Linked DNA regions of Homo sapiens: region 1 is linked to region 2. Evidence: read pairs that join two places in POLR2A ChIA-PET (ENCODE). Cell type or tissue: OCI-LY7. All regions are shown on one strand. Links, peaks and the distances in the headings refer to the core of each region. The heading gives the core; the rest is flanking DNA. Region 1 has its middle 22 kb from the start of ZNF385B. Region 2 holds the start of LOC124900526 (small nucleolar RNA SNORA43).

Region 1 (4,404 bases), core at 191-4,190, 52 kb after region 2:
TTGACTAAATAAAATATATTCTAGCATTAATTTCACTTTTTTTAACTTTAAAAATGTGGCTACTAGAAAATTTAAAATTAGATGATATTCATTATTTTTTGCAGGGGGTAGTGTTGATCTAGATACCTATCTTATATAGGTGGCTTAGTTATTATTATTATTATTATTATTATTATTATTATTATTATTATTTTGCTAAAAGCTAGAATGTTAGACCAGGTGATCTCCCAAGTTTTTTGTTCAAAAAAATTATCTGAAGGTATACATGTCCACTGGAGCAAATACACGTAATGCCCGATTACTCCTTCCGCAATTTGAAGTTGGTCCAAGTGAGAACCAATGCATACCTGCATAGGATGCGGGTGCTACACATAGGCCTCGGGTAGCAAACGAGCATGGGTATTACATTAAGCACTGTTATCACTTTAATTAAAACTGTGAAAAGAGATGTTGATTATAGAAGTATATGAGGCTAAAATTCATGAGAGGCTTCACATTTTGAGCCTCCATAGGGAAACCAGTTTTCACTTCACTTAACACTGTTTATAGCTGCTGTTTGTTTATATGGAACATGGCAGCTAAAGTTCAAACAATTTACATATAGCAATGTAATTTATATGGAGTCATTTTGCAGGCCAGCTGAATAAAGAGTCAATTAATTTTAAAGTTTTTAGACACGTGTTTAGGTTTTATCATTTACAGACTGCATCTCAGATCAATTCCAAACATTCAAATTAAAGTAGTCTCACAAGTCCCACATCCATAAAGAAATTAAGATAATCCTAGTAAAATAGAAATATATATGTAAGAATTCTTTAAAGTGAAGATATGATTCCTAACAACATAGCTGAATTCCATATTCCACTCATATGAGAGGTTTTATTCTGATATATTGCTTTTAATCTGGTAGAATTGAGGACTGTTGAGCATTTCACTGGGCAGGTAAATTTTTTAATCTTTTGGTACATCTGAGTTTTTATTTTTTTTTACTCATTTTTGTATTCTTCTCCAGTGTCATTATTACTTATTGGTGACAAATACACACGCATGCCTCTTATCTTTAAAGTCAGAAAGCCTTTAAATTATTAACAACCCACAGAAATATGGCCTCTTCATTACGCATTATATTATGTTTCAGATTCCCCATTGCCCTAATCCTTTAATTAAAACTGGTGCAATTTAAATAATTGCAATGATGTTTTCATAATTTTATATTTTAATTGCATTTAAATGATGAATATTTGATGCCGTATATTTGTCAGACAGATAGGAATAAGAATCCTAGTTCACCAAAAGACAGTTACCATGATTTAAACTAGGGAGGCCTGATTAAAAGAATTAGGAAATTAGGCACAACATGTAAATGTGTCCAAGGGGCAAATTCAAGGACTTCATTATAAATACCTTTGTGGGAAAAAGAAAAACCATGCTGATTTCAGAAAGGATTAAATATTGAACAGGCCTCGTGTTTTCATCAGGAAATGATCTGGTTTTAGAATCTCCATTATTTTTTAAGCTACTTTGGGGACTGTTTTAGAAACAGCCTCAGCTTCTGTAGAATGACCCTGTAAGTAATGCACTGACTAGAATTTGTTTTTCTATCACTGGATCTTTACATAAAATCAGCCCATTAAAGTCCTTCTCATCATCTTGAGAAGGAATAGAAAGCATTACTTCAAAGCAAGAATGGGATGAGAGAAACGGATGGCCTGGGTGCTCCTCTGTCCCTGTCCTTGTCACACACAGAGCAGCCTGCCGAGCGGGTGAAGTTCCCACAAGGCCACTGAAGACAGGAAGCAGAGAACACAGCCATTTGGCATTCTTCTGCAGGCAGGAAATGATTGCCTACATAGAATCCAGAAGTGGTACAGCTGGAAAGGCCCTAGAGGTCATCAGCTCCAACTCCTCTCCTTATGGGGGTGCTGAGGTGGCACTCTCGTTACTGCCAGAGCATGATCTGCTTGTAAAGTACATAAAGTCACAGGAAGTAAAATGCGCGCACACACTCCACACACACGTGCGCACTCCCATCCCCCACACTCCCACCCCTGCCCTCTGTTGTCAGTAAATTCTCCCAGGGTGGTATGTAGAGAAGAGGGGAGGGGGCTCTTTACATGGACCTGGGCCTGTCCTTTGAAAAGCAACTCCTGAGAAATCCTCCTGAGGAAATTTTTCAGACCCAGTGCTGCAGTCTTGAGGGGCGGGAGACAGCTCATCTATCTTAAGCCCACAGTTGTCAATAATATGTTTTACGCAAAGAAGGATGTGTACCCTTTTTTATCAGCATTGTCTGTGGCACAAAGGACCCAGGCTTTCTTATTTTGCAATTTATACGCTGCCTGCTTCCAGACAGGCCACGTGTTTGGGTTTGTGTTGCCCTTCTCTTTAGTACCCACATACACGCAGGAAAGGAAAGACTCACCTGGAGAGCGCAGTCGTTAACTTCCAGCAGCCCTAGGATATGACTCCAATTTTTAACAGCAAATTGATACTATTGTCTGATTCAGGGATGAAATTTTCAATCAAAAATACCCCCATCCTATTTTGAGATCACCCTCTAAGTAATAAGCCTTTGAGGTTTGATTGAAAAGGCCAAACTTTTGGGCCACCTCTACAGCCCTCTGCTGTATGTTGCTCTCCCACTTCTGCTTTTCTCATCTCCCAAATCTCCACCCCCTCATTCCCTCTAACACAGGATTTCCCAGCCTCTGTACTATTGGGGCTGGATAATTCTTTCTTGTGGGAGATGTCCTGTGCAATGTGGGATGTTTAGCTACAACCCTAGCCCCTACCCACTGGATTCCAGTAGCACCCCCATCTCCAGTCATGATAATAAAAAATGTCTCCAGGCATTGCTCTCACTCAGAGCCACTGCTCATTGTGTAGGGAGGGGCTGACTGTATAATCCATGATGCCGCATAGGCATAACCTATGCAGGACCTGCGCCACACCTCACAGACTCTTTAGGGATGTCCAGTAAGAAATTCACCAAGTTCTTTTCCTGGTTTCTATGGCCGTGGTGTTTTTCTGTAGCATGCTAAGCATTTCTCTGATGAGGTTGTCCTTATTAAGAACAAGAAGGATCTCCAGAGAGCTATAGATTACTAAAGGAAGTGGAGCATGGGCACTCTTATCAGAAGATTCCCCCCTCTCCCTTCTGCCAGTGACAGAGCACTTCTTAAGCCAGCTGAGCCCTGAGTCGCATCAGAGGAGAGGAAGACTGCTTTGTGCCTAGGGGCCTAGTTCTTGGTTCTAGGGGCTGACCCACTTCCCTGATGGTATCTAAGTTCACTCTTAAAGGCACTGGGGATACATTTTTTGGGAAAAAAACTGTTCACCCCTCTAATACCATGGATTACAAATGTGTGACATCCCAATGAGTAGAAGCTATGAGTACTGGTTTGTCAAACCAACTGATTGTTGATTTCTATCAACCTAAACACATTACCATTTCCTTCCTAGCTAACTCCTTTGGTGAGAACAAGGAGTTCACAAACCAGTGCAGCTAGAGAAGAGGGTGTGTGGGAACAGGAAAAGAGTGGGAGAAGCATTTTGCAGTTTATTAAAATATCAGCACCTGGTTTTTTTTCCTGATACAAAAACAAAAAGCAATGCATATATGCATATGTAAATTCTTCTGTCTTCTGGACCATTTCCCAGTAGTGAAGATGTATATTTTATGAGAATATATATGTAAATCTATATTATATATGTAAATATATATATTTCAGTTTTTAAGCTCAAATTCACAGGGCTGTTGGTAGATTAGCAGGTACACAGATGAGAAAAATATCAGCAGACAGAATCATTTTCTTCCTTCTCTCCTTAATTTCCTTCTTTACATGCTGGAACAGAGCTTCAGTGCTTACAAAGAGATTTTAGAGGCCATTCCAGGTGAGTGCAATGAATAAATGGTAGGACAGAAGAACACCCACTGATATAAAGAGGGGAAAAAAAGCTTCTTTTTAAAATGGCTAGATCTGTTTGTATAACTCAGCATTTCTCCTCCTGGGACCAGGGCTTCTAGCAGGGTCACAGAGATGCTGGTGAGGGGTCATGGAGACTGTGCCCGAAGGGGACCTCCTGCAGCTGTTTGATGGCAACATCTCCAAAGGCAGAGAATCTGAACTGAATTCCATCACTGGCTCCTTTTCCCAGCTCCAGCCTTCTGCTTTCTCTGATGTCAGGAGGGGCATTAGATTCTGATTACTGAATTGTAAATTATAGTATGTTTATAGTAAATGGAGACAGTAAAGCTGTACCTTCGAAGTTTGATAAGATGTTAACAAATCTAAATATGAGAAATTTTTAGCTCTTTCGAAAAAGGAGGGAATTTTTCTTTTAAAGTAGGTATTATGAATCCCAATTCCATGGAGCCATCCTGTTCATGGGATTATATAACCC
Region 2 (4,404 bases), core at 169-4,168:
AAATGTGGTATTTGGTTTCTGTTCCTGTTATCTGCTTAGGATAATGGCCACTGGCTGCATCCATGTTGCGACAAAGGACATAATTTCATTTTTTATGGCTGTGTAATATTCCATGGTGTGTGTGTATCATGTTTGTTTTATCCAATCCACCATTGATGGACACCTAGGTTGATTCCACATCTTTGCTGTTGTGAATAGCATGGTGATGATGATATGAGTGTGTGTGTCTTTTTGGTATAATAATCTACATTATTTTGGGCATATATACCCAGTCATGGGATTGCTGGGCCAAATGATAGCTCTGTTTTATGTTCTCTGAGAAATCTCCAAACTGCTTTCCACAGTGGCTGAAGTAATTTACGTTCCCACCAACAGTGTGTAAGTGTTCTGTTTTCTCAGCCTCGTCAGCACCTGTTGTTTTTTTTTTACTTTTAATAATAGCCATTCTAACTGGTATGACATGGTATCTCATTGTGGTTTTGATTTGCATTTCTCTGATGATTGTGATATGGAGCATTTTTTTCATGTTTGTTGGTCACTTGAATGTCTCCTTTTGAGAAGTACCTGTCCATGTCTTTTGCCCATTTTTTAATGGGGTTATTTATATTTTGCTTGTTGATTTGTTTAAATTCCTTATAGATTCTGGATATTAGACCTCTGTCAGATGCATAATTTGTGAATATTTTCTCCCATTCTATAGGTTATCTGTTTACTCTGTTGATGATTTATTTTGTTCAATAAATGGTGCTGGGATAACTGGCTAGCCATATTCAGAGGAATGAAACTAGACTCTTACTTTTTACAAACTTTTTTACAAAAATTTTGCAAAAATTACCTAAAGATGGATTAAAGATTTAAGTGTAAGACCTCAATTTATAAACGTCCTAGAAGAAAAGCTAGGAAACACCCTTATCATTTATCTTACCCCCTCAAGCAGATTATACAATCATTGGGGGCAGGGGTTTTGTCTTAAACATTGCCTTTCCCTCTGCATCTTGCCATAGGCCAGAGTTTCTTAACCTCAGCACTGTTGACATTTTGCACCAGTTGATTATTTGTTGTATGGGGCTATCCTATGCAACATGGGATATTCAGCAGTGATCCTGGCATTACCTGCTAGATGCCAAGAGTACAAATCTCCCAGTCCTGTAGTACATCTCCAGATACTGCCAATTATGCCCTGGGAGGAAAGATTGTCCCAGTTCATTACCATTGTCATAGACCTAACATTTAGGAATTACTCCAGTGGATGGCAATGATGGTGCTTGTCCTACACAGCATCACTTTTGTATACTCAAATAAAGCTCTGTAGACTTATATTGCCCTCTTGTTTTTGTGAGGACAAAATTTGTTTTAAATGAGGAACTCATTTAATAGAGTGGTGTACAGCAATGTTCCAACTGTTTTTATTTGTCAAGATACTTTGATATTCTAGGGAAATAAGTAGGTTTTCTGCAAATATAAGCATTATTATTTGCCTGTTAATATGATTGTCCCATACAGGTTCTGGTTTCTTACTGTAGCTGTAACCAACTTTTATCTGAGGGACAACTAGCTGTGACTATTGAATTATTTTAATGCTATGTTAGAGAATTAGATAATTAGGTTATCTAATACCTGAATACCTTCATTTTGTTATGTCTGTATTTTTTAATGTTTTAATAGACTTAATTTTTTAAAGCAATTTTAGGTTCACAGCAATATTGAGCAAAAGGTACAGAGATTTCCCAGGTACGCTTTGCTCCTTACGTGTGCATAGCCTCCCCATTATCAACAACCCCCACCAGGGGGTGCATTTGCTACAATTGGCAAACCTACATTGACACATCATCACCCAAAGTCCATAGGTTACCTTGGAAGGTTCACTCTTGCAAGAACCTTAATTTTTTTTTTAACCATCTTTTTATTTGTAAAGACAGGGTTTTGCTATGTTGCCCAGGCTGGTCTCAAACTCCTGGGCTCAAGTGTTCCCCCCGCCTCAGCCTCCCAAGTAGCTAGAACTGCAGGCACATACCACCTCACACAGCTAACACCTTAATTTTTGATCAGACACTTCAGTGACAGTCAAGTGGTTGTTAAAGTGAATTACCTAGTTGTTTTATCAGTAATTTCATGGATTACGATACCTAAAAGATTGAGCAAATGAGATTGAATCAACTGCAAGTCAGCTTCTCTCCTGGTAACAGGAAATCCTGGAATGAGTATCTTTGGTATGAGTTAGGAGTCATTGTGAGTTCCATTCTTTATATAGCACCCTATTTTGTTTAACCATAGATCTTCCCTGCCCTAAAACTATTTTTGTGACTAATATATGTGAAGCCCCTGTGAGAGCTGTACTGAACATTTGCTGCTTTTTTGTCTGAGGATTGTTCCTCTCTCTGATGAAATGATTCTAGTGAACCAGCTAACAAAATAACTTTCTGGCCTGGCCACTCCTAGTACCCCATTCCCCTGGGCACTGTAATTGGTTCAGGAAGGAGCATATGACCTAAGCTGGGCCACAAGGAGTTCTTCTCTCGTAGTTTTTCAATTTGGCCATGAAACACATGGCCATGTCTAAAGGCATAGCAGAGCAGGAAGGGTGTTTATTGCAGCTGGAGCAGTCACTGACCCATAGAAAAAGGTAGGGTGCAGTAGGAGAGGATTAGTGCAGCTCAAAAGGAAGCAGGGCCCAGAGAGAGGAGCAGAATCTGAACAATTTTGTTTGAGTCCCTGAATTGAGTTGTGGCTGAAGTTAGCCTCCCAGTTATATGAGCCAATGAATCCTCTTTCTACTTAAGCTACTTTGGTTTGGATTGGTACCACTTGCACTAAAAGTATCTGTATTAATTCAAGGATTTTCCTGTTGATGGATAGTTTGAATCATTTGGTACAATCAGCTATTCCCACCATCCTATACTTTTGCTTGCATACTTCTGCTTGCAGCTCTTTAACTGTAGATGGAAATAAGTACAGACTCAATAAAGATGCCTATGGAAAAAATACAATAAAGGACCTTTGGGTGTCTCTTAATATTTTATGGAAACATCTAAATGAGAGATTTTTAGATGAGGTTGATTGTTTCACTAGAAATCACTGCTCCATTTTTATAAATTACAGAGAATCTCTCCTTTAACAGCACCCTTCCTGGGCTTTGAAATGCACTGCACAGGTGCAACAATTCAATTCACAAACAAAAATTGGTTTTATATTACCAGTGAGAAGGACTAAGCATAGCTATTTTGGGAGTTGTAATACCTCCTTTAAGCCACAAAGATACTTGAGCACATTACCTTAACAACCAATGTATTCTGGAGATCATTTTAGAATATGAAATACTGAACAGCAGGAACGTTGTGAACATTTTCAATCTTCTTACACAATATAAATGTAGTCTGAAAATCCCATTATACACAAGTACAACAAATACATACAGACCCTTAAAATACAGGAAAGAATGTGAAAAATAAGTATTATCACCATTCCTCAAGTTTCTAGAACAATTTTACTCTTCTCCTTAATATAATTTTTTGTCCAGAAAAGGGAAAGACTAAACTCATGGATAGTTATCCAAAGGAGAGAAGAGAAAATTGTTTGTGGTAAATGAAAGATGCTGCCTACAGTAGCACAAATAATCCCATTCATGGCTACCAGCTTGCTACGCATTGCTTACTTATGCTGCAGGCAACTATTGTTGAAATGACAGGAGGACAGGAAGGCATGAGAAAGGGGCAGACAGCTACTGATGAAAGAGTCATCAACTACTGTAGATACTTCTTGGAGATTGGAAGTTGAATTTTACATTTCTTTATATCCCCAGGTTTAATAAAAAAATTGCTTGTAGGTGTTCAATAAACATTTGATGAATGAATGGGGAACAGTTCAGTTATTTTCCTTGAATCCTAGGCAGGATGATTTGATACACTTTGGATTCTTGAGGTTTTATGAAATTTTAAATGCAAGGCAAACTACTATTTACCCAATTGAAGTCCAAATGTAAGCATTTTATGGTAAACCAGGAGAAAGTAGAAGGCAAAAATGCATTAGCTTAAAACCTAGGACACCAAAATGAAGATCAAATGTATGCATGAAAGTGTGTTAAAGAAAATCATTGCCCTGCCCTGCAGATGCTATCCTGGACTTGCCAGCCCCATAGACACAGTTGCTGTGCTGTGCCTGTACTATTGGAGCAAAGAAAAAGTGGCTATTTCTATGCTCAGTGTTCACAAACCAGTGAGCACTAAGAATGGTTTATAGCCTGACATTTCTTAGAAAAGAAGAAGAAGAAAACTGTTGCATAGTATCAGCTAAATTTGGACATAAATGTTTCCTATGATTCAGTAATTCTTTTTTTTCTTTTTCTTTTTTTTTTTTTTTTTGAGGCACCATCTCGGCTCACTGCAACCTCCACCTCCTGGGTTCAAG

The links. Peaks named below come from ENCODE experiments on the same cell type or tissue, not always from the same donor. Only the 100,000 strongest peaks of a DNase experiment are listed, where the experiment ranks them.
Region 1: POLR2A ChIA-PET joins it to region 2 with 7 read pairs; 1 of 35 experiments calls an interaction of 5 or more read pairs at or near these places.

Annotation. Positions count from the first base shown.
Region 1 is chr2:179,881,831-179,886,234 of GRCh38, reverse strand. No RefSeq gene overlaps it. Among named protein-coding and RNA genes, the nearest start is that of ZNF385B, 22 kb to the right of the region's middle. In OCI-LY7, for the core only: no CTCF peak of the experiment used is centred there; DNase peaks (open chromatin) are centred at 1,864, 2,614 and 3,184; H3K4me3 peaks cover 2,958 bases; H3K27ac peaks cover 3,575 bases.
Region 2 is chr2:179,934,243-179,938,646 of GRCh38, reverse strand. LOC124900526 (small nucleolar RNA SNORA43) reads left to right here and starts at 4,109; the gene lies at 4,109-4,246. In OCI-LY7, for the core only: a CTCF peak has its summit at 1,766 (motif pointing right); a DNase peak (open chromatin) is centred at 1,786.